Regions from separate parts of the Mus musculus genome. Here all the other regions are linked to region 1. The links are chromatin loops, found by intact Hi-C in ENCODE. Cell type or tissue: left cerebral cortex. All regions are shown on one strand.

The links. Peaks named below come from ENCODE experiments on the same cell type or tissue, not always from the same donor. Only the 100,000 strongest peaks of a DNase experiment are listed, where the experiment ranks them.
Region 2: a loop joins it to region 1, with 4 times the contacts of the local background. A loop is called at or near these places in 2 of 42 quality-filtered maps.
Region 3: a loop joins it to region 1, with 4 times the contacts of the local background. A loop is called at or near these places in 3 of 42 quality-filtered maps.

What each region holds. Positions count from the first base shown.
Region 1 is chr16:14,155,574-14,163,573 of GRCm38, forward strand. It overlaps Marf1 (meiosis regulator and mRNA stability 1), which reads right to left and starts at 3,701. Exons shown (of 27, transcript NM_001081154.2): 1 at 3,571-3,701. It overlaps Nde1 (nudE neurodevelopment protein 1), which reads left to right and starts at 7,702. Exons shown (of 9, transcript NM_023317.2): 1 at 7,702-7,795. It overlaps Mir484 (microRNA 484), which reads left to right and starts at 4,053; the gene lies at 4,053-4,119. In left cerebral cortex, CTCF peaks have their summits at 3,291, 4,409 (motif pointing left) and 7,581; DNase peaks (open chromatin) are centred at 3,852, 4,381 and 7,667; H3K4me3 peaks cover 2,714 bases; H3K27ac peaks cover 1,908 bases.
Region 2 is chr16:14,490,150-14,498,149 of GRCm38, forward strand. No RefSeq gene overlaps it. Among named protein-coding and RNA genes, the nearest start is that of A630010A05Rik, 68 kb to the right of the region's middle. In left cerebral cortex, a CTCF peak has its summit at 3,572 (motif pointing left); DNase peaks (open chromatin) are centred at 739 and 3,560.
Region 3 is chr16:14,358,472-14,366,471 of GRCm38, forward strand. It overlaps Abcc1 (ATP-binding cassette, sub-family C (CFTR/MRP), member 1), which reads left to right and starts at 3,087. Exons shown (of 31, transcript NM_008576.3): 1 at 3,087-3,172. The coding sequence starts at 3,125. In left cerebral cortex, a CTCF peak has its summit at 3,119; DNase peaks (open chromatin) are centred at 2,639, 3,231 and 3,757; H3K4me3 peaks cover 1,787 bases; H3K27ac peaks cover 1,420 bases.

The DNA of each region.
Region 1 (8,000 bases):
ACTATGTAGTACAGGCTGGCTTCAAACTCACAGATCTGTCTGCCTTTGCCTCCATAATGCTGGTACTAAAGGTATGTGGGCCACCACACTCAGCCTATAGTTTTTCTTAACTTTCAGGTATTTCTTCTGTAAGTTCTGCTTAGAGAGCAAAGATACCAGTAAATAGCATCTAATCTTAGTAAAAGGACAACCACAGTATCAACCTTTCTCTATGCCCAGTGTAAGCACAGAAGGGCCAAACTAAATGACCTCTGAGGACTTTGATTCTATTCTACAAATGAAGCCAACCAACTGATTTCTTGGTTTGTTTACAATGAAAGAGCAATGTTATTGAAAGATCCTGGCAGAATGTAAAAGGACACAGAAGCCCTGAAATTGGCAAGATAGACGTCAGTGTTAGCAGAACTAGCTTCACTGATTTAGAAAAATAGAGGTGCACAATGCTCTGGCCACTCCTCGAACCTGTGTGTCTGCCAATGTTCTGACCAGGTGTGTGCCCATTGCTGCACCTTCATTAGACTCTTTCCTTGTACCCCTCCCATACCCATTTCTTGAGAATAGACATTGTTTAGATCTGGAAATCCCCTAATCTCCCCCTTCTCCTTTCCCCACTGAGGGCCTATAAAAACTGGGAACTCTTTCCCCTCGAGGACGACTCCTCTACCCCTGCGTGGGATATGAGTCGTCCCCAGAGCTCTGGCTTTCCCCGAATAAAGCCTCATGTGGTTTGCAACAAGCTCGGTCTGTCGTGAGTTCTTGGGTGTCCGCTATTGTCCTGAGGCCTGAGCGAGGGGCTCCTCTCGGAGTCTTTCATTATCACCAAACATCCAGAAATTAAGTCAGTCACAACCCACAGATGTCCTTTACCCCAGACACTCTTCTGAGTCTTAGTATACCAAAGGCAAAGCCAGTGCACACTCTGAGCAGGGACAGAGCTAGTAATGACGACAACAACTAACCCTTATCTCTAAGTCCTTGGAACAACAAACCACATTCAGTGATGATTTATCAGAGATTTCATCTGTGCATGTAAAAGATAATTTCTTTCCACTATAACTCTGGTAAGATGCTTCTGAGATTTTTATATCTTCATGATAGGCTGAGAGGAGAATGGTTCATAATGCATTTCAAGTCTGGGCGGACTGATCACACAAAGTAAAGTATGGTCGGCAAGCCAAAGTCAGCCTGCTGCCTGTACACATGTGTGTGTGTGTGTGTATGTCTATCTAGTTTTTCTTAGACAGGATCTGATTCTGTAATACTGAAGTAACACTCTTCCTGCTTCAGGCTCCCAAATGCTGAGATTACAGGTATGAGGCATGACACACTTGGATTTAAGTGGCCTGTAAACTAAGAATATATTTTCAATTTCTTAAATTATTGAGAAAGTGTTCTTAAACATGAAACTTAAACTTTAGTATCTGTAAAGTTTCATTAGGACATAGCTACACTCCTTAAGTAATATCTATGGCTGAGTTGAACTAGAGTTGAGACTTGAGTCCTTGCCATATGATCCACTTGTAAAACTGAATATATTTACTTTTTGGGTAGTGTGCTGAAACTATTTAAGTTTCTGTTTGTAGGCCAGGGAATGCATGGAGCTTAGTGGCATACAGAAGGGTCTAGGTTCAATCCCAGACACAGAGGTAGAGAGGGAAGAAAGAGAAGGGGGAAAAAAGTCTGTTAGTTTGTTTCCTTGTCTGTACACAGCATTTTAAAAAGTGAATTAGAAAATGCATGCACTTCCATTTTCACCACTATATCCTGTGCTCAGCCCAAGACCATTCTGTGGTAATCACAGAGTAATCGTTTGTTGAATGAAGGAAGTAGAGAATTAGCCTAGTACAGTTTACCATCACTACTTCCATTACAACACCTGTTTTTATAATTAAATCCAGGTTGGACCAGGTGATGGTGGCGCATGCACTTAAGCCTAGTACTAGGGGAGTCAGAGGCAGGTGGATCTGTTTAAATTGAGACCAGCCTGATCTAGAGTGAGTTCCAGGACAGCCAATGATACACAGAGAAACCCTGTCTCAAACAACAAACAAACAAACAAACAAAAAACCACACACACACACACAAAAACAAACAAAAACAAACCCCACAAAAATCCAGAAATCCAGGTTTTATATCACCCAACACACTCCACTCTTATTCATAAGAACTTGTTATAATCACAGTGTTCATAATTTCAGCGTGCTTAAATCTTTCAAAGCCAAATCCTAAAATGAACTACCATATCTACCACTTCACTGAGAAACAGAAACGTTTAAAATAAAGTTTCATAGCTAGCTTCAGGTCAAAAGGCTCACCTACCTCTTTCTACACCAAGGTGCCTTCAATATTGCTCAAAGAGCCAGGAGTGGTAGCTCAGGAGGCAGAGGCAGGAGGATATCTGCAAGTTTAAGGGCAGCCAAGTTCCAAGCAGCTGTGGTTACACAGTGAAACTCTGTCGATAGATAGACAGATAGACAAGGCAGGCAGGCAGGCATATATAGACAGATTACTCAGTTCAAACAAATATAAGGAAAAACATTAGTGGCCTGCAGCCTAAAAATTTCCCAAATATTCCTAGGAATTCCATTTAAGCAGCCGAATCAGTCAGGGGAAGTTCTAATGTGAGAGAGTCTTCCTTTCTGAAACTCAGTTTCTGAGCAACTTAGACAGTGGCTGAGAATGCAGTGTGCAACATTGTACTGCCTGCATGTTGGTTCTGAAGGCCACCTATCTGTGCTGCTGTGGGCATGTCATCTTTATAAACATAAGGCCCATCTCTTGTGAGTCTAATCATCATAGCAACCCCCTCACTTATTTATTTGTAGTTTGGTGACAAGAGATACCTGAGGATGAATTATTTCCCAAATGACCTCCCCCCTGCCACAAACTCCCAGTCCTATGTATTTGCTCGTCTTCTACCTTTTAACTAAAATGACTCTTTTTTCTCCAATAGAATATAAATTCCATAACAATATTGACTGTATGTGAATATACGGTATCCCAACCTTCCAACTCAACTGTGCCTCACAAATATCAATAAATGACCCTGGACAAATGTAGAGCTCACTGAAGGTGAAGAAAGACCATTTAGCTGACAATTTCCTTGTATGCAAAACAGAAAGATCCTGGAAAGTCCAAAAGATACTAGTGCAACTAGAAAGCACCACGTTCGTGCTAGAATTAATTGGGGAGGTGGCTGAAACTGAAACTGCATCCAAAGTGGCTATTAAAACAAAAACAAAAAAACAATAAGGGACTCAGCCACACAACTGTCCTTTTTCTCAACTTTCCAACTTTGCACATCCTGCGAAGGTTGCTACTGACACCTGGAGGGCCGGGGAGCGAGCAGGAAGACAAGCGCCAGCTGGGACTAAACGCCTCGGAAGAGACCGGGGGAGCACTGGAGAGCGACTTTTTCGCACGGCCCCTTCGGCAAGTCCCAGTCCCGGTCCTTCAATCCCAGAAGCATCAGTCTGAGGGGGGAAAAGGCGTCGTTTCCAGACCAGCTACGTTGCTGATCAGAGCATCCGGTACGCCCTAGTGGAGTCCCGGCACTGACAGAGGACTCACCTCAGCCACTAGCTCCTTCTTGGCTCACATTCCGACACCGCCGCCTACCCCCCACCCCCCCCAGGCCCTTTATTTTGATTCCCGACTCCGCAGCTCCCGCCGCCGCCGCCAAGCGCTCCCTCCACTTCCGCTTCCGCCCCGCCCCGCCCCTGTCGCAAAACCGATACGCTTCTCTACTACTAGCCCCGCCCCTCTCTCCGAGCCTCCCTGCCTCACCTCTTCCTCCATAATACCACACCCTTCCTCTGCTCCGCCCCCTATGGCCGCTCCCTTTCTCCGCCCATTCCCAGCCCGTCCCCACTCCGCCCAGTCGCTTCCTCCAGTAGCCCCGCCCATTCCCCCGTCCCTCCCTTCCCCTTTCTGGCTCCACCCCTCCCTGAGTCTCGCCCAGTCTTTTCTTTCGCCCCGCCCTCGCCTCCGCGTATTTCTCCGCGCAGGGCACGCTGGGAAGTGGGGGGGGCGGGGCCTCGCGGCCCTGCAGCCTCGTCAGGCTCAGTCCCCTCCCGATAAACCTCAAAATAGGGTCTTACCTAGGGGGCTGGCGGCGTATTTTTTTTAGCAGGAACCCCAGTTTAGGAGTTCTCACTACTGGTTTGATGACGCCATGTCGAACGGATCTTCCAGGCGAAGAACTAGGGAGCTTTTGTGATGGAGTCAAGGAAAGGCTTGCCAGATGGGATTTGTTAGGGTTCCGCTCTAAAAGGTCTTGGGAGCGAGGACTAAGGAGAGAAGATTAATGTGAAATAAAGTATTAATGCTCTGCCTCGTCACGTGATAACCCTTATTTTTACAAATTAAATCGTGCACGTTGCACTGCATCTTTTAGCGCAACCTAGTGGCCAGTGGAGAAAGAACAGTTAAACCTGCCAAATGGGCTTTTGGCAAAGTCCTCCCTACCTATAGCAGTTTCAGTGCTGATCAAGTACATGCAAAGACTGCTGCTGAATATTGACACCAACAGTTAAGAGTACATGATATCCTTACCCAGTTTTATTTTTTCTTTTCAGAGACAGTGTCTCACTTGTGTAGCCTTGGGTTGGCCTGGAACTTGCCCCGCAGACTATGCTGTACTCGAACTTGCAGTCCCTTGCTTTCTGAGTGCTAGGATTAAAGGAGTTTGTGTCACCTGGCAAACGTTTTGTTTTAATAAACCTAGTGCTTTGTAACCAATACTTTTCAGATGACAGGTTGGCCACGAAAAAGAAGATGCTAAAGTTATAAGAACTTTGTGAAATCAAAAATACTTCATGTTTTAAACAGATAAACTGTTCTGTATCCTCGCTACCCCTATCCCCAACCCCACTGAGCCTTGAAGGCTTCACTTTTACTTGACCTAAATATGAGTTGGGTTTTTTTGTTTGTTTTTCCAGACAGGGTTTCTCTGTGTGATAGCCCTGGTTGCCCTGGAACTCTCTGTACACTAGCCTCAAACTCAGAGATCTGCCTGCGGTTGCCTACAAGTTCAAGAAGTAAAAGCATAACCTTTATTTAGAACCATGCCTGGCTTAAATATGAGTTTTCAGGATTCCATAGGGGGAAAGATAATTTCTGAAATTTCTAGCTCTTTGCTGCTTTCTGTTACAAGTTAGGAAAAAAATATAATCTAAATGTAGGCACAGTATAGAATGTCCTAGCTGGTTATTACTTTAAAATAGTTATACTTAAAAGTCTGCCAGAAGCCGGGCAGTGGCGGCGCACGCCTTTAATCCCAGCACTTGGGAGGCAGAGACAGGCAGATTTCTGAGTTCGAGGCCAGCCTGGTCTACAAAGTGAGTTCCAGGACAGCCAGGGCTATACAGAGAAACCCTGTCTCGAAAAACAAAACAACAACAACAACAAAATTAAAAGCACTACCTACTATTTAATAAAAGTAGGTTTCAACTTTTTGCCAGAAGTAGTGGCACAGTTCCAGGGCAACTAGAACTGCACAAAGAGACCCTGTCTCATTAAAAAAAAAAAAAAAACCAACTTCCTTTTTTTTTCCTTTGCTCAGTAATAATCTTCACATTTATGAAACAAAGATAACAGAGATTTATTATTGGTGTTTCACTGGATACTTTGCATTTGATTCAACTCCCCAAAGACCTAAGTTACTAAACAGAGTTCTCCTCTACCACCCATGAGGACAGGATCAAAGGAAGAGAAGTCAAACTCTCAGCTTGGTCACAGCACAAAAGCTACAAACAAAATGAACAGAATTTTTTTTTAAAAAAAAAGAGCAAAGCCAACTACAGTAGCCCAGGACTTTGATCCCAGCTCCTTCAAAGGTAGAGACAAAATTACAAATTCAGCTTATCCAGGCTACAGGGTGAGCTTAGGTCCAGCCTGGGCATCTTAGAAGGAATTTGACTAAAAAAAAAAAAAAAAAGAAAGAAAGAAAGAAAGAAAAAGAAAAGAAAAGAAAAAAGGGGGCTGAAGGTATAGGTCAGTGGTAGAGCATTTACCTAGAGTGGGTAAGGTATTGAGTTCAACCAACAAAACTGAGGAGAGGGGCAGGGGGCAGGGGGCAGGAGGCATTACTTGTGTAGCCCAGGGGAACAGAACATGATTGTAAGAGTCAAAAAGAGCCTTCTGAAGCTCCTTTTGTTAGGTACAAAATCGAAACACTTGGATTTCCTGTACCCTTTTTCTCATCTTTTAAACAATTCTAGGAGGCTGGAGATACAGCTGAATGATACAGTATTTGCTTAACATGGCCAAGGGCCTAGGTTCAAGGCCAACACTGCCAGAAATGTAAGCTAACTATGCCTTTCTCTGGCTTCCCAGTCTCTAAATAGTCTTCAGCAACATTTGGCATCTGAAATTCTGTTTCCGTTTACTGTATTAACCCTTTAAGATCAGATTCTTTGTCTTAGTCACCAGGTTGTAAAATTACCTGTGCCTAATAGTATTTAATAATTAATGAACAATTAATGGCTTAACGTTAAGAAATTATTATTAGCTGGGCCTGTGATCCCACTGAAAAATAAGGCTAAGGGAATACTCAGAAATTTGAGGCCAGCCCAAGTTACATAGGAAAAGTGTTTCAAAAAAGGAAAAAACAAGGGGCTGGAGAGATTGCTCAACAGTTAAGAACACTGATCTCCTAGAGGTCAATTCCTAGCAACCATATGATGACTTTTTTTTTTTTTTAAAGATTTATTTATTTATTATATGTAAGTACACTGTAGCTGTCCTCAGATATCCCAGAAGAAGGCATCAGATTTCGTTATGGATGGTTGTGAGCCACCATGTGGCTACTGGGACTTGAACTCGGGACCAGTCGGGTGCTCTTAACCCCTGAGCCATCTCGCCAGCCCTGTTTGTTTGTTTTTCAAGACAGGGTTTCTCTGTGTAGCTCTGACTGTCCTGGAACTCACGCTGTAGACCAGGCTGGTCTCAAACTCAGAAATCCGTCTGCCTCTGCCTCCCGAGTGCTAGGATTAAAGGTGTGCTCCACCACTGCCCGGCTTATTTACAAAGCACTGCACAAAGTCTTGTAAACTTATTTATTTAGCTCGGGGGGGGGGGGGGGGGACGACGACGACGACCATTTTATCCACGAGTAATTAAATACCTTGTTTCAAATACACATAGCTAGTAAGCGGCGGAGTTAGGATTCAAAGTCAAGTTCTTTCACATTAAACTATTCTGTCTCAGAAGAAGCCACAACAGTTAAAGATTCTATTTGGGGTGTAAAGTTGTGGAATAACAAGGGTCCTGTGGGCTGGGCGGAAGTTTGTCGTTCTCTATGCCTGTTTTTGTCTTTGTGCATTCTGGGCTAGTATAGCATTTTTGGAATCGGGTAGGGCACTTACAAGTGTAACCCAATATCAGCTATTCCTAATGCCCGGGTTTCTCCGACCAATTGCTCCTTTGTCTATTCTTGGGCAAGAGCAAGAGCAGATAAATGCAACCAGTGTGAAGGAGAGGCGTGCGGATGTTCCAGAGTGCGTGGCACGGCGAGTACCGAGCCGCCAGCAGGCCCTCTCCACGCCCGCCTTCCGGGCCAGTGGCCTGCGCCTCCTGCGGCCCCTCCCGCCCCCACCGAGGCTTGGCCCAGCCGCGCCCGGGCCTAGAGAGAAAAAGTTTCCAAACCTCGCTTCTTTGCGCTGATTGGCCGAGTCAGACGCGTCCCGAGAGCGGCAGCCAATGGGAGGCGCGCACCGCGCAGTACCGGCGAGGCTGGAGGGCAAGAAAGGCCTGCCGGCCCGCGCCTCGCTGGAATCGTCGCCGCCCGGGCTGGGTAAGTGGAGCCAGGCTGCGGGCGGGTCTCCGCCACGCCCGCAGCATCCATCCGACGTGTCCCCCACACCTGCCCTCCTCAGCTTTCCACCTTCCATCCGTGAGCTCCGCCGCTCGCCCTGGCCAACTCCGTTCCTCTTCTGCTGGCTGCTTTTCTATCCTCGAACGTCCTCAAGACCCATGCCCACGCCGCCCCAAGGCCCCCG
Region 2 (8,000 bases), 330 kb after region 1:
TAAAAGACAGAGAATTTCCTGATTAACAAAATCAGAAATGAAAATAGGGACATACCACAGACACTGAGAAAATCTAGAGAATCATAGAGAAGTTGGTCCCATGTATGTGTTAGCCAACAGCAAGGCCTCAAAGAAGTTTGAAAAAAAAAAAAAACCCCACTTCTACCAGCAGTATTGGATAATAAATAAATGACATTGCCCAAATGAACCTCAAGACTGAGTCTCATACATGCTACATCCTACCAAAGGTGAGTCAGGACTGCACCATGGCCTTTTGTGGGTGTAAGCTACACCTGGACATAAAAAAGAATGCCCATTCTTATTCTTTCACTCAACTTCAAACCCCAACGTAGGACTTTTTAGAGCCAGAGATGCCTCCTGACTACAGAAGAGTCTTCCCCCCATATCTCTTAGTTGATCCATAACTACACCTTTGATCCATCATGCATTAAGCTTCTGTAAGGCAAAGAACACTGTCAATAGGACAAGATAGCAACCAACAAAAGTGGGAAAAGATCTTTACCAATCCTACATCCGATAGAGGGTTAATACCCAATATATTCAAAGAACTCAAGAAGTTGGGCTCCAGACAATCCAATAACCCTATTAAAAATGGAGTACAGAGCTAAATAAAGAATTCTCAAATGAGGAAACTTGAATGGTCGAGAAGCATCTAACGAAATGTTCAACATCCTTAGTCATCAGGGAAATGCAAATCAAAACAACCCTGAGATTCCACCTCCCACCAGTCAGAATGACTAAGATAAAAAACTCAGATGACAGCAGATGCTGGTGAGCATGTAGAGAAAGAGGAACACTCCTCCATTGTTGGTGGGATTGCAAGCTGGTACAACTACTCTGGAAATCAGTCTGGTAGTTACTCAGAAAACTGGACATAGTAATACCTGAGGATCCAGCAATACCACTCATGGGCATATACCCAGAAGATGCTCCAACATGTAATAAGGACACATGCTCCAATATGTTCATCGTAGCCTTATTTATAATATCCAGGAGTTGGACATAACCCAGATGTCACTCAACAAAATAATGGATACAGGAAATTTGGTACATTTATACAATACTACTACTCAGCTATTAAAAACAATGAATTTATGAAATTCCTAGGCAAATGAATGAAACTAGAAAATATCATTCTGAGTGTGGTAATCCAATCACAAAACAACATGCATGGTATTTACTCACTGATAAGTGGATATTAGCCCAGAAGCTTGGAATACCCAAGATACAATTCACAAACTACATGAAACTCAAGAAGGAGGAAGACCAAAGTGTGGATACTTTGGTCCTTCTTAGAAGGGGGAACAAAATACCTATGGGAGGAGTTACAGAGACAAAGTGTGGAGCAGAGACTGAAGGCATGACCATCCAGAGACTGCCCCACCTGAGGATCCATTCCATATAAAATCACCAAACCCAGACACTATTGTGGATGCCAACAAGTGCTTGCTGACAGAAGCCTATTATAGCTGTCTTGTGAGAGGCTCCACCAGCCCCTGACAAATACAGAGTTGGATGCTTGCAGCCTACCACTGGACTGAGCATGGGGTCCTCAATTAAGGAGCTAGAGAAAGGATCCAAAGAGCTGAAGAAGTTTGCAGCCCCATAGGAGGAACAACAATATGAACTAACCAGTACACCCAGAGCTCCCAGGAACTAAACTACCAACCAAAGAGTACACATGGTGGGACTCATAGCTCCTGTTGCATATGTAGCAGAGGATGGCTTAATTGGTCATCAATAGGAGGAGATGCCCTAGGTCCTGTGAAGGCTCCATGCCCCAGTGTAGTGGTATGCCAGGGCTAGGAAGGGAGAGTGAATGGGTTGGTGAACAGGGGGAGGTGAGAGAGGATAGGGGGTTTTTGGAGTGGAAACCAGGAAATGGGATAACATTTGAAATGTAAATAAAGAAAATACCTAATAAAAAAAAGGAAAAAAAAGGAGTTAATGAAAAATCGTTTAATAATGAAATGATTTTTAATGCTATATTCTGTGGATCTTTGACGTTTTGAAGTATATATAGCCTAACTGAATTGTTAAACATTGATTATTTTTAGTTATTTACTATTTGAGTAACCTTGAAAATATTTTATTGTAATTAACTAAATTAGTATCTAATAAGACCATGAGTCTGACTCTCTGAATATTAACTTGCATTATTGAATTATTTTAAACAGTTTGTAATAGTAGTGACTAATATTGGGACTAAGCCTTGTATTTTTAAGTGAGTTGGATAAATACAATGCTTATCTAAGAGTAATAAAATAAAACTTAAATTTGATAGCAGTATACAAAGATTTATACCAATGAAAACTGTAACCTTTATATAAATGAAAATTTCTATCAATATACAAATTCAGTACAATGAAACAACATAAACTCAATTTTGCATCAACATATAAAAATTATGGTTATAAAATGCTTGTGTTTAATAATAGAATTTTTAGGGTTGTTTATGTATACACAATCCATCTCTATTTGTCTGATTTTTTAAAAAAATATTACTCTATCCCCCTTTTTCTTTTCAACTCTTTCCCTTTACCAAAGAAGAAAAGGACAGAGAAGAGGAAAGGAAAGATAGAAATCCCAGAGTCTAAGCTCTCTATTTAGTTTCCTTCATGCCCCAAAACTATACTTATTTGTAAATTATCCCTTAAATTGACACAATATCTATAACATTATTAATATTAGAATACAAACTGCACCAGGCCAACCCATTACATGAGGCCACAGTTACACTGATACCCACACTACACAAAGACTCAACAAAGAGAGAGAACTTCAGACCAATTTCACTTATGAACACTGATGCAAAAATAATCAATAAAATACTTGCAAACCAAATCGAAGAACACATCAAAACCATAATTCACCAACATCAAGTAGGCTTCATCCAGGGATGCAGGGATGATTCGATATATGAAAATCCATCAACATAATCCAAACTCAAGGAAAAAAATTACAGGACCATCTCATTAAATGCTGAAAAAACCTTTGACAAAATCCAACACTCCTTCATGTTAAATGTCTTGGAGAGACCAGGAATATGAGACACATACCTAAGCACATAAAAGGCAATATGCAGCAAGCCAATACCCAACATAAAATTAAATGGCCCGAAATTTAAGCCAACCCCACTAAAATCTGAAAAAAGACAAGGCTCCCCACTCTCTCTCTATCCAGTATAGTATTTGAAGTTATAGCTAGAGTAATAAGACAACTAAAGAAGATAAAGAGGATGCAAATTGGAAAGGAGGAAGTCAAAGTATCACTATTTGTCAATGTATGATTGTATACACAAACAACCCTCCAAATTCTACCAGAGAACTTCAGGTGGCACCTTCTGCAAATTGGCTCAAATAAGTCAGTAGCTCTCCTTTATAGAAATGGTAAATAGACTGAGAAAGAAATTAGGGAAGCAACATTCTTTACAACAGCCACAAATAATATAAAATATCTTGGTGTAACTTTAGCAAGTGAAAGACCTATAGGACAAGGTCAAGTTTCTGAACTGATCAGGAGTTTTATGTGCCTTTGTCTCCCTCTGGTGTTTGATTGAGGACACCAAATTTGGTTTATACATATTTGGATGAAGTTTCATTGGACAAGGTTTCATTGGATAAGATTTCATTGGATATTTGCCAAACCGCTAGGTTTTAAAAACCTATTAAGAATAGCACAGCTTCTGGTCTGTACCTTCATCTGGGGCAGATCTGCATGTCTGCCTCTCTCAAACACTCCACAACCTGCCTGTCTCCCAGGAGGTCTACCATAACAAGGGACACAGTCTACCTGTCTCCCAGGAGGTTGACCATAACTAGGGATACAGGTGAGATCCCTGCCCCAATACCCATGCCAGCTGGGTACCCAAAGAGCCCAGCAGACTTGGGATCTATCCTGCTCTGCCTGATCCCCGTAGTCCTTCTGGCCTGTATCTTCATCTGTAACTGGGGCAGATCCTGTTCCCAGACCCCAAAGCCTGCCTTTCTCCCAGGAGGTTCACCCTACCCAGGGTCACAGGAGGTGTACCCTACCCAGGGACACAGGAGGTCTGCTCTAATCAGGAACACAGAAGGCTGCTCTAATCAGGGACACAGAAGGCCTCTCCTAACTAGAGACAGCAGTGCCTGCCTCTTAGGAGTCCTGCTATAACCCAGGTCACAGAGCTATATCTGCCTCTAAGGAGGCAGGCTCCAGTCAGAGACACCCAGGCCAGTTAACACCAGAGATAACCAGATAGCAAGAGGCAAGTGCAAGAATATAAATAACAGAAGCCAATGAAATTTGGCACAACCAGAACTCAATTCTCCCACCAAAGCAAGCCCTGGGTACCCTAACACACCTGAAAAGCAAGATTCTGACCTATAATCTCATCTCATGAAGATGATAGAGGCCTTTAAGGAGGATGTAAATAATTCCCTTAAAGAAATACAGGCAAACATAGGCAAACAGGTAGAAGCACTTAAAGAAGAAACAAATAAATCTCGTAAATACAGAAAAACACAACCAAGAAGGTGAAGGAATTGAAAAAAATGTTCCAAGACCTAAAGATAGAAATAGAAATAATAAAGAAATCACAAATGGAGGCAACACTGGAGATGGAAAACCTGGGAAAGAGATCAGAAGCTACAGATGGAGGCATTACCAACACAATATAGGAAATAGAAGAGAGAATCCCAGGCATAGAAGATACTATAGAAAATATTGACATATCAGTCGAAGAAAATGCAAAGTGTAAAAAGCTCCTAACCTAAAATATCCAGGAACTTCAGAACACAATGAAAAGACCAAATCTAAGAATAATAGAAGTAGGAAAGGGTGAAAATTCCAAGTTCAAAGGGTCAGAAGACATCTTTAACAAAATCATAGAAGAAAACTTTTCTAACCTAAAGAAAGAGATGACCATAAATGTACAAGAAGCTTAGAGAACACCAAATAGAATGGACCAGAAAAGAAAATCCTCCTGCCACATAATCAGACACTGAATGCACAGAACAAAGACTATTAAAAGCCATAAGGGAAAAAGACAAAGTAACATATAAAGGCAGACCTATCAAAGTTACACCAGACTTCTCAACAGAGATTATAAAAGCCAGAAGATCCAGGACAGATGTCATGCAGACCCTAAGAGAATACAAATGCCAGCCCAGGTGTCTTAGTCAGGGTTTCTATTCCCGTACAAACATCATGACCAAGAAGCAAGTTGGGGAGGAAAGGGTTTATTCAGCTTACATTTCTATATTGCTGTCCATCACTAAGGGAAATCAGGACTGGAACTCAAGCAGGTCAGAAAGCAGGAGCTGATGCAGAAGCCATGGAGGGATGTTCTTTACTGGCTTGCTTCCCCTGGCTTGCTCAGTCTGATCTCTTATAGAACCAAGACTACCAGCCCAGAGATGGTCCCACCCATAAGGGGCCTTTCCCCCTTGATCACTAATTGAGAAAATGCCTTACAGTTGGATCTCATGGAGGCATTTCCTCAACTGAAGCTCCTTTCTCTGTGATAACTCCAGCTGTGTCAAGTTGACACAAAACTAGCCAGTACACTAGGCTACTATAACCAGCAAAACTCTCAATCACCATAAATGGAGAAACCAAGATAGTCCATGACAAAACCAAATTTAAACAATATCTTTCTACTAATCCAGCCCTGCACAGGATACTAGAAGGAAAACTCAAACACAAGGAAGGTAAGTACATCCAAGAAAACATAAGAAATTAATCACCCCAAAACCTCAAAGAAGAGAATCACACATACACATACAATACACATAAACATACAAATACACATACACATACACATGCAATACCACCCCAACAACAAAAATAACAGGAACTAACAATCATTGGTTTTTAATGTCTCTCAACATCAATGGACTCAATTCTCCAGTAAAAAGATGCTAACTAACAGGTTAGATACATAAACAGGATCCAGCATTTTGCTGCATACAAGAAACATACCTTAGTCACAAAGACAACACTACTTCAGAGTAAAGGGCTGGAAAAAAGTTTTCCAAGAAAATAGTCCCAAGAAACAAGGTGGAGTAGCCATTCTAATATTCAATAAAATAGACTTTCAACCAAAAGTTATCAAAAGAGGTGGTGAATGATACTTCATACTCATTAAGGGGAAAGGGGGAACATTATCAGATGTTGGGGAGGGGGGAACAAGAGAGAAGCCCTGAGGATCAGCAGAAAAAAATGGACATATGTGACCTGGGGAGTGGATTTTGGGGGACATTTCTAGAATTTACTAGAGACCTGGGAGGTGAGAGACTCTCAGGACTCAAAGGGAGGAACCTTAGATGAAATGCCCAACAGTGGGGAGAGGGAACTTGTAGTGTCTACCTCCAGTAGAAAGATAAGGCATCAAGTGGTGGGATGAGGTTGTCATCCAACAGTCAAAACCTCTGGCCTGGAATTGTTCCTGTCTAAAATAACTGCAGGGACAAAAATGGAGAAGAGACTGAAAGAAAGAAGGTCCAGTGTCTCACCCAACTTGGAATCTGTCTCAAGAGGAGGCTCAAAGGACCTACACTGTTACTGATGCTATGGTGTGCTTACAGATAGGAGCCTTGCATGGCTGTCCTCTGAGATTCCTAAGAAGCAGCTGACTGAGACACACTAAGATATTTACATCCAATCAATGGACTGAAGTCAGGGGCCCCTGGGATTGAACTAGGGAAAGTCTGGAAGAAGCTGAGGAGGAGGGTAACCCCTTAGGAAGACAAGCAGTCTCAACTAACCTGGACTCCTGAGATCTCTCAGACACTGAGCCACCAACCAGGCAGCATATACTAGCTGGTCTGACTCTCCCAACACATATACAACAGAGGACTGCCTGGTCTAGCTTCAGTGAGAAGATGCACCTAACCCTTGAGAGACTTGAGGCCCATTGAGTGAAGAGACCTTGTGGGGAGTGGGGTGTGGGGCAGTGGGGACATCCTCTTGGAGACATGGGGAGGAAGAATGGGATGAGGAACAGTTAGAGGGTGGACTGGGAGGGGGATAACGACTGGACTGTCAAAAAATAAAAGTAAATAAAATTGTGCTGGAGATGTGGCTAATAGGAAGAGAGCAACTGCCTAGAATGCCACCAAAGCATTGAATCCCCAGGAATACTGAATACAAAAAGATTTATTATTTAGAAAGTATTGGTATTTTAACACAGGAGATAATTAAGAAAAGAGGTAACTGAGTGTGAAAATGCTGTCTAAAAATAGATTAAATGTAGGAAGGTGTTGACTACATTATTAAGAATAAAATCACTGGTCTGAGCCAGTTTACCTTGGGCACAAACTCTGTAGCCAGTCTCACAGCACCCAGAGGAGGCTCCACTCCCAGGTGCTCTAGCACACCCAGGATCTTAGGTCAGGGGTGAGTAGGACACAACATCTGTTCCAATGCCACCGAGAGTAACTGCAACCAGCAGGACCCAGGGACACAGGAACTCTGCCCGACCAGTGGCTCAAGTTCCTTCTAGTCTGCAAGGGTTTACCTTGGATGCAAACTCCGCAGTCAGTCCCACAGCACCCAGAGGAGGTTCAAATCCCAGGCACTTCAACACAGCCAGGATCACAGGATCCCAGGAGCCCAGAATCCCAAGAGCTTGGTCACACCAGGATCTCAGGGTCCCAGAGGCAGCTTGACTCCCAGGAACTCTGACACACCCAGAATCTCTGGATCATAGGATCCCAGAATCACAGGACCACAGAGACAGCTGGACTATGAAGAGTTCTGACACAACCAGGATTACAGGAAGGACAGGCTCCAGTCAGATAGTGAGCGCAGGTAGGACAAGAGATACTCAGATGGCAGGAGGCAAGCATAAGAACATAAGCAATAGAAACCAAAGTTACTTGGCATTATCAGAACCCAGTTCTCCCACCATAACAAGTTCTGGATACAACATCACACCAGAAAAGCAAGACTTGAATCTAAAATCACTTCTCATGACAATGATAGAGGACTTTAAGAAG
Region 3 (8,000 bases), 200 kb after region 1:
CTTGGGATCCTAGATCAGCAGGAGGACCAGAGCTGGTACAATGAGCTGATCCTTGATGTGTCCCTGTGCAAAAGGACTGTCAGTGCTGGTTAGAGGACTGTTGTATCTTCTTCACCTTCAAGAGAAACTGGTACAAGGTTTGGAACAGGACCTCAGGACATAGCTAGTGTCCTGCAGGAGCTTCCTGCCACCCTTCTACTTCCCTATGCCTTAGGCCCAATACAGGAAATCTGGTGTCACTCCTACTAGGTCAGCAGCTTCAGCCTAGGGAGTGGTCACTGCATCCAGATGTTGTTTGGCTCAACCCAGGGAAACACCAAGGAGGAGGTGGTGAGATTCTACTCTGAGGTTATGAGTGGAGTTATACTGCACGGGCCTGGCCCCAGTGCAGCCTGCTGTAATGCTGCTCTGGGGCCTCAGTGGAATCCCTTATATCCTGTACTTTCTGGGTACCCCTATCTGGCTTAGTCACCCATCTCCCAGCCCCCTTCGTGGCAGGGTCTGTGGCAATCAATTTAAATAGAACAGACGTTTCACATGGAAAAAGTATAAAAAAAGCACCATGCACAGTTCACACTGATAGTCCCAGCCCCTCAGAGGTTGAGGCAGGAGGATGTCTGGGTCTCCTACACCACAACACCCTCAGTTTATCCATGCAGTTCTAGGGCAGAATTTCCTGTGTGAAATGCAGGCCATCCCACTGGACAGAAGTGTTACACTCTGTCACCTGTTCACTATCTATGGACTCTGGCTCCGTCCCCTTTCGCTCAAGCTTATGCCTGTCTGTGTAATATCCCTGCTTTTGCTTCTTTTGAGTGTCTCTCACTCATGCCACCTGCCTCTGCCTTCTCCGTGCTAGGGTTAAAGGTGTGTGGAGCCCTGCCCAACCTTTCCCCTTAATTTTCAAATGAAATGAAATTTATTTTGTGTATATGTGTGAGTGCAGGTGCAGATGTGCTCTGGAGCACTAGTGATGGTCAAAGAAGAGCCTCAGGAGTCGATCCTCTCTTGCTACCTTGTGGGCTTGGGAGACCAGGTTGTCAGAGCTGCATGCAAGCACCTTTGCTGGATAAGCCATCTCACTGGCTGTCTCTGATTTATTTGTTGAGACAGCATCTCTCACTGAATTTAGACTTCACAACTGGGCTAGGCTGACTGGCTGTTGAGTTCTAGGAATCTGCCTGTCTCCATCTCCCCAGGACCACATTACAGATGTGCCCTGACACATGGGCGTTTTCTGACATGGATGCTGGAGTCCAGACTCCAGGTTCTCAGGTTTGTGCAGTAGTACTTACCCAGCTAAGCTTTGTCACCAGAACTGCTCTGTTCTACGTTTTGTGTCAGGGTCTCATGCAGTCCTGGTTGGCCTCGAACTCAAGATCCTCCTTCAGCCTCCCAAGTACTGAGATCGTGGGCGTTCACCACCAGTCTTGGCTGCTTCATAGTTTTCTTATAGGCTGCTTTCCTCAGCTCAAGACACAGCCCAGCCCAGGCTGGAATCCCAACCATGCTTGTGTTTAGCTCAAAAGCTTTCTTTCAGAAAGCCTTCTAGACTTTTACCTGAGCAGGCCTGGCCCCCTTGATCCTCTTTATCCCCTTCCTGGATCTTGCAACAGTTTCAAATACACTTTCCGATTATGAAAGCATGTCATTAAGATCTGTTGCCTTATCACTAAAACACATGAAAATACAGCTCCACTTTCCCGTCTGTCAGATCTGAGCATATTCCAGCTGCTAGCTTGCTAGAGCCTAGCAAGACTCCTGCTATACAGCAGATGCTCAATAAATATGGGTAACAGTGCATTGAGAATTGTTACCTGAAAGTAATTATCTTTAAAAAACTTATTCACAGAGGTAAAGAAACTTCCTGCCAAGCCTGATGACTTGAGTTAGCTCCCTGGAATCCACAAAGTTCCACAAAAAACAACTCTCCCAGGCTGTCCTGACCTCCACAAGCACAAGTTTATATACACACCCACACACATACACACATAGAAGTAAATGCTGTTACTACAACCACCACCTCCACCACCACCACCACCACCACCACCACCACCACCAAACTCTTATTCATACTGAGGGGGACCTGACTTGTGGTTGACCTTCAAAAATTGTTTATCTTACTCATTTTCTTTATTACTTTTTAAATTAAAATATTTTTTCAGGGGTATACATAGCTCAGCTGGTGGAGTGGTTCCTGCTGACAACAAAACCTAGGAGGAAGCCTGGGTTTTGTTGTCAGCGCCCCAGGTGGCTGGGGTAATAAGAAGTGGAGGAAAGGTGATGCACACCTTTAATCCCAGAGCTTGGGAGACAGAGGCAGGCAGATCTCTGAGTTCGAGGCCAGCCTGGTTTACAAATTGAGTTCCAGGACAGCCAGGGGCTTCATAGAGAAACTTCAGTCTGTCTTAAAAAAAAAAAAAAAAAAAATGGAGGCAGAGGGGCTCACAAGTTCAGGGTCATTCATCCTCTACTACATAGTGCTTTAGAGGCCAGATTTAGTTATTATATGAAACCCTGTCCCCAAATTCCTCATACCAAGTAATAAGGAAATGAGTTATTTCCTGGCTGCACTCAGAATGGGAGAAATTCCCAGGGTGCTTTGCAGACCATGGAGGAGGGGTGGCAAACTGGTGTTCAGGATGGAGATCTCAGTGTTTAGAATGGATTCATAGGGCTCCTGATTCAAACGAACTACACTTCTACTCGTTGAGGGACTCTGAGCGAATTTCCTCACCTTTCTGAGCCTCAGTTTCCTTATCTGTTCTCTTTCCTTTCTTGGGAGCTCACATCCATATCCCTCCAGGTGCAACTGAAGGAAAAAGCCCTAAAATCACGCAAGCACCGAGCGTTCTCCCGCAGCGGGGGGCCAGCGGTACAGTTAGGGTCACCTGGGATGAAGCCCAGGTGTGGAGGGCCCAGTGCGGGGTTCTTCCGGGCCGTGTCGGCTTTAGGAGCCGCCAGTGAGTGGGAGCTGCAGACGAGGCCTGCAGGCCCAGGCCAGGGCAACTCGTGGCCGTGCTCGCTCCCACGCGCGGGGCGGGGCGGGGTGGGGCGGGGCTGCATCCCGGTGACGCGGGCCAACCGCGCGGCGCTGCGCCTCCTCGCTCAGCCGGCCGCCCGCATGGCGCTGCGCAGCTTCTGCAGCGCTGATGGCTCCGATCCACTCTGGGTAAGGTGGTGGGCCGCGGGGGACGGCGCGGGGGCGACCGGGGACTCGGAGGACGTGGGGGGACGCTGGGACGCGCGGACCCAGCTGCTCCCCTAGCCGGAGCCCTGCTCTGCTTACGCGGGGATTCGCCACCCGGGCCCCGGCGTAGCCGCCGCTCTCTTACTCTGGGGACCGGGTTCCGGGAGAGCTGGGTGTGTGCGGGGAGGTGCCTCTGTGCTTTGGGGTTCTGCCATCGGGAAGGGACGCCAGATCTGGAGGCAGCAAATTGGGGATTTTCTGTGTTTTGTGGGGGTAGGATCTCCGTTTACCGCGCACACACTATCATAGAGCACCGTGCAGGAGCCCAGACTCTAGAAAGGGACTTCCCATCGCTTGTGTTGGGGTTCCCCACTGTTTGTTTTACCTCTCGTTTACTCTGGCTTCATGTTTTTTTTTCTCATCCTCTCTCCTTTCTGCCTAAATGCTATCAGGGAACTTTAAGGAAATAAGGAAAAGCCAAGAGAGGGGAGAAGGGCCTTTCTGTCTCTTTTTGTAGGTTTGGGGTGCAGTGGAAAATGCCCTGGACTCTGTAACCAGGAGAGTGCCTTCTACTCTGAGTCAGAGAGACTCCGCTGCTCTGGGGATGTCCCGGGGACTTCAGGCCCTCTCCAGGTAGCTTTCTTGTGAAATGATCCTAGGCTGGGTTCCCTGGCTGACTGCTCTAATCTCCAGTGCTTGTGTATTTCGTGTTCCTGTAATGCTGTTCCTGTAATGCGATTTGCCTGTTATTCCAGAACACTCCTGCATCACATTGTCCTGATTATTAGTGACTACAATAGGAAACCCTGGACACAATGACTTTTCTTTTTGTTTGAGAAACAAGAAAAACATCCCTGTTTCTTAGCAGCTGATGGTTAGCGCCCACAAGTATTTGTTCTGTTTTGTGGTACCTCCGTGATAGACTGCATTAGGAATGATGACCCCTGAAGGCCCCCTGGGAGACTTTTGGGTGAGGAGGGTGCCAATTTTGGTTGAGAAACTTACCATACTTGGATAAATGGTTCATTTTAAAGCCAAGAGGTTGGAGGTTTCTCCAGAGCTGGAAACAGAGCTTGTGATTTACATTCGGGAGTCTGCAAGAGATAGGTGCCTGTTTGCCACACAGGAACACTGTGTGTCCTCTACCCTTGTGCCAAGTGTAGAGACAACGAGGTTATTTTGCAAGAACTCAGGGGGATCTGGGTCACTAACATGGGTGCTGGAGTATTTCCTGAATTTCTTTTTTCTCTTATGGTGGAGGGGAAGTAGACATTAGATTTTCTACCAGTTTGCATATTTTATTTTTGCATATATATAACACACACATACATATATTGTGTGTGTGTGTATGTTTGAGTGTATGCATACCATGGCACATGCGCACATCAGACTTGTGTGGAACTCTCTTTCCACAGTGTGGGTTCTGAGGTCCTCAAGCCTCTCACCAGTTCACATCTGGATGTATCCTATTGTTGCGCAGTGATGACTAGGAAATGTTGGGAGGTATTCTCTAGCTTCTAATATGCTAAAAAGCCTACCCAAGAAGCCTGACTTGGTGTTCTTTCCTTCTTGGAACTTTTTGCCACAGAAAATGAAGATGGATGGATTGTGTTTGGCAGTAGTGGTGGCTGGCCTTCCCCTTAGGCAGCTTCCCATCCTCCCTTAAGTCTCATCTTGCAGATTTCCTTTCGGCCCCTCTTCTCTCTCACTGGTCTAGGCTTGATGGACACCCTGTTTCTGGAGTCCTGGAATCAGAATGGGTGAGAGGGCCACTGGCAAGCAAGAACTTATGTGTAGCTAGAGAATCCAAACACAAAACAGAGTGGGTTGGTTGGCCTGGTGTGCACCTATCTGTAATCACACCATTGGGAAAGCTGAGGCAGGAGAAGTGAAATTCAGGCCAGCTGTGCTAGAGCAAGACTGCTTCAAAGAACAATAAACTAAAGTAGGTGGCTTTGCACCAGCATATCTATACCGCTGCCACACCCTGCCATTCTAGACCTCACCATCTTGAGTTGTTTCATTGTTTACTGTGCTCAGTTTCTATAGAACAGCCCTTCTGGGCTGCGGCCATGGTCTTATCAGTGTTCGTGGTCTAGCCTTCTCTCATGTATTGTATTGTATCCCAACTGCAGCTTCCCCTCCCTCCTCCCCTCCTTGTTCCTCCCTTCACATCCCCATCTTCCCCAGATCTGCTCCTGTTTCCCTTCAGATGGGAGCAGATGCAGAGACCTACAACCAAATATTAGGTGGGACTTGAGGAACCACAGAAGATGGGGAGGAAGGATTGTAGAAGCCCGGTGTGAGGACACCAGGCGAGCACAGCCCACAGAATCAGCGAAGCAGGGCTTGTAAGGACTCCCGGAGATCGATGGGAGTGGGCTGCTGTCCTTTTGCTACTGGTACTTGGATCCTTTTAGGACCAACATTATGCTTAGAGAAGTCAAGATTCCAGCCGTCAGGAACCCTCTCGGAGTCTTGCTCCTGGGCTAGCTCGGGTCTACTGCTGAGAACTTACAACCTTCCCTTGTGCAAAGGTCTAGGATGAGAACAGAGAAACAATGTTATGTAAGTGGAAAGCTGAGCTAAGAGCTGGCAGGGGCTTGCTTTATTCAGTGGGAGTGTGGAGCTGGTAGGAAGTCCGTGGTTTTGTGGCTGATCTTTGAGAGAAGGTTGGGAAAAGGGACTTGGGCCTTTCTTTGTAAGTTACTTAAAAAAAAAAAAGTATGAGGAAATGGCTCAGTGCGCAAGCGTGCTTGATGTATTAGCAGGGAGACCTAAGTTTGAGTCCCAGGACCCATGTAAATAGCCAGCCCTGGCTCTGTCTATAACTGTAGCATTGAGCGGGTGGAGTTTCCCAAAAGAGCAAGTTTCAGGTTCAGTGAGAGACCCTGACTCAAGGAAATATGAAGGATGATAGAGGAAGACACCTGGCATACTCCTTTGTCCTATAAATTGGTATGTGTGCTCTTACACATGTACACACATGTATATATCCCACATCTATATATCACACACAGTAAATTAGAAAATTAGAAAATATGTATTAAGCCTGGTGCAGGCCTGTCATCCTGGCTACTGAAGAAGCTGAAGCAGGAGGACCACAAGTTCAAGGCTAGCCTGGGTAACTTATAAGACCTTGTTTTAAAATCACATGTAAAAAAGGACTGGAGATTAGTTCTGTGATACAACACTTGCCTAGTAAGTCTGAGGTCCCATGCTCAATTCCCTGACCTCAAGAAACAAAAACAAAAGTGAAGAATAAGAAAAGTATCAATTTCATGCCTAATGTAGAAATATTGGAAAACTCAGTCAGTTGCATAGGTGACTGCTCAGAGCAAGTCCCTGTGTGCCCTGTGTTCAGAAGCTGGCTCTGCAGCTAAGATGGGTTCTACTCTGTACCTCAGTTTCCCCATGTAGAATAATGGAGTGCCTAGCCAAGGGTGGTAGTTTGAGTGCTGAGTAGAATTCTTGGCAAGCACTGGGAACAGTGCTCCTTGGTACCTAGTTAGCACTCAGTAGATGTACGGGCTTGTAGTTGGGTGGGACTCCATAGTTGCATCTGCTGAGAACATCTGGGCATACACAAAAGTCAGCAGCAGATGGGCCTTGCAGGCTCTGGAGTGAGTTGGCTATGGGGCCTGATTTGATTTGTGGTACCTTCTAGCTTTCCACCTCCCTGAACATTGTAACCGACCAGTTGGCAAACAGGTCCCAGTGACTGGTGTTCCTGGGGTAGCAGGAGGCCCTGGAAAGCCTGCCTGCTTTGCTTTGCTTCCCTCTCTCCTTCCTTACCTCCCTCCCTCCCTCCCTCCCTCCCTCCCTCCCACTGCCTTCTAAACTCCCCCCCCCCCCATCTTCCTCTCTCTCCTAAGATTGATTGCTGTAGTCAGTCAGGTCGACATTTTCTTCCCCTTACCAGATAGATGGATGTAGCATCAGTGTGCAGCCCAGAATGGTGGGGTGTGGATGCCAAGATAACCAGGCTTTGGGAACTTGTGGTAGGAACTGAGACTCCTGTTCCTGCTCTGTGGCCTCGCCCCTTCGCCTTGCAGGAGGAAGCTGTGGCTCACACTGTGGCCGAGCCAGGGTCTGGGGATGGGTGGACCAAGGTCTGGGGGGGGGTGTCTCTGTTCCTGGAGCCTGCTGGACTTCTCTTGGAGGGGCTTCACCTTGGGAGCATGGTGGTATGTGACTTGCCAACTTGATTTGGAGTGCTTGCAGAGAACCCCTGTGGGGATTCAGGGACATTGGGAGGAGCTGAGGCACCTCTAGGAAGATGGTCCTTTCTCTTGGGGAACAAATCCTGTGGTGTCCTTGCTTGTTTTTTTGTGATTTATTTTATGTGCGTTGGTGTTTTGCCTGCATGTGTATGTGTGTATGTGTGAGAGAGTGTGTGTGTGTGTGTGTGTGTGTGAGAGAGAGAGAGAGACAGACAGACAGACAGACAGACAGACAGATTCCCTGGAACTGGGCTTGCCGAAACCTGTGAGCTGCCATGTTGGTGCTGGGAATTGAACTTGGGTCCTCTGCAAAAGGAACCAGTGCTCTTAACTGCTGAGTCATCTCTCCAGCTCTTGTGCTTCAGTGATGGTGATGATTCTCTTCCTTCTCCTCCTCCTCCTCTTCTTCCTCCTCCTCTCTCAGATCAGGGTTTCTCTGTGTAGCCCTGGCTGTCCTGGAACTCACTCTGTAGGCCAGGCTGGCCTCTAACTCATAGTCCTGCCTCTGCCTCCTGAGTGCTGGGATTAAAGACTTGGGCCACCACTGCCCCTGCTTGTCCTTGATTCTTGTTTTCTCCTACTCTCTC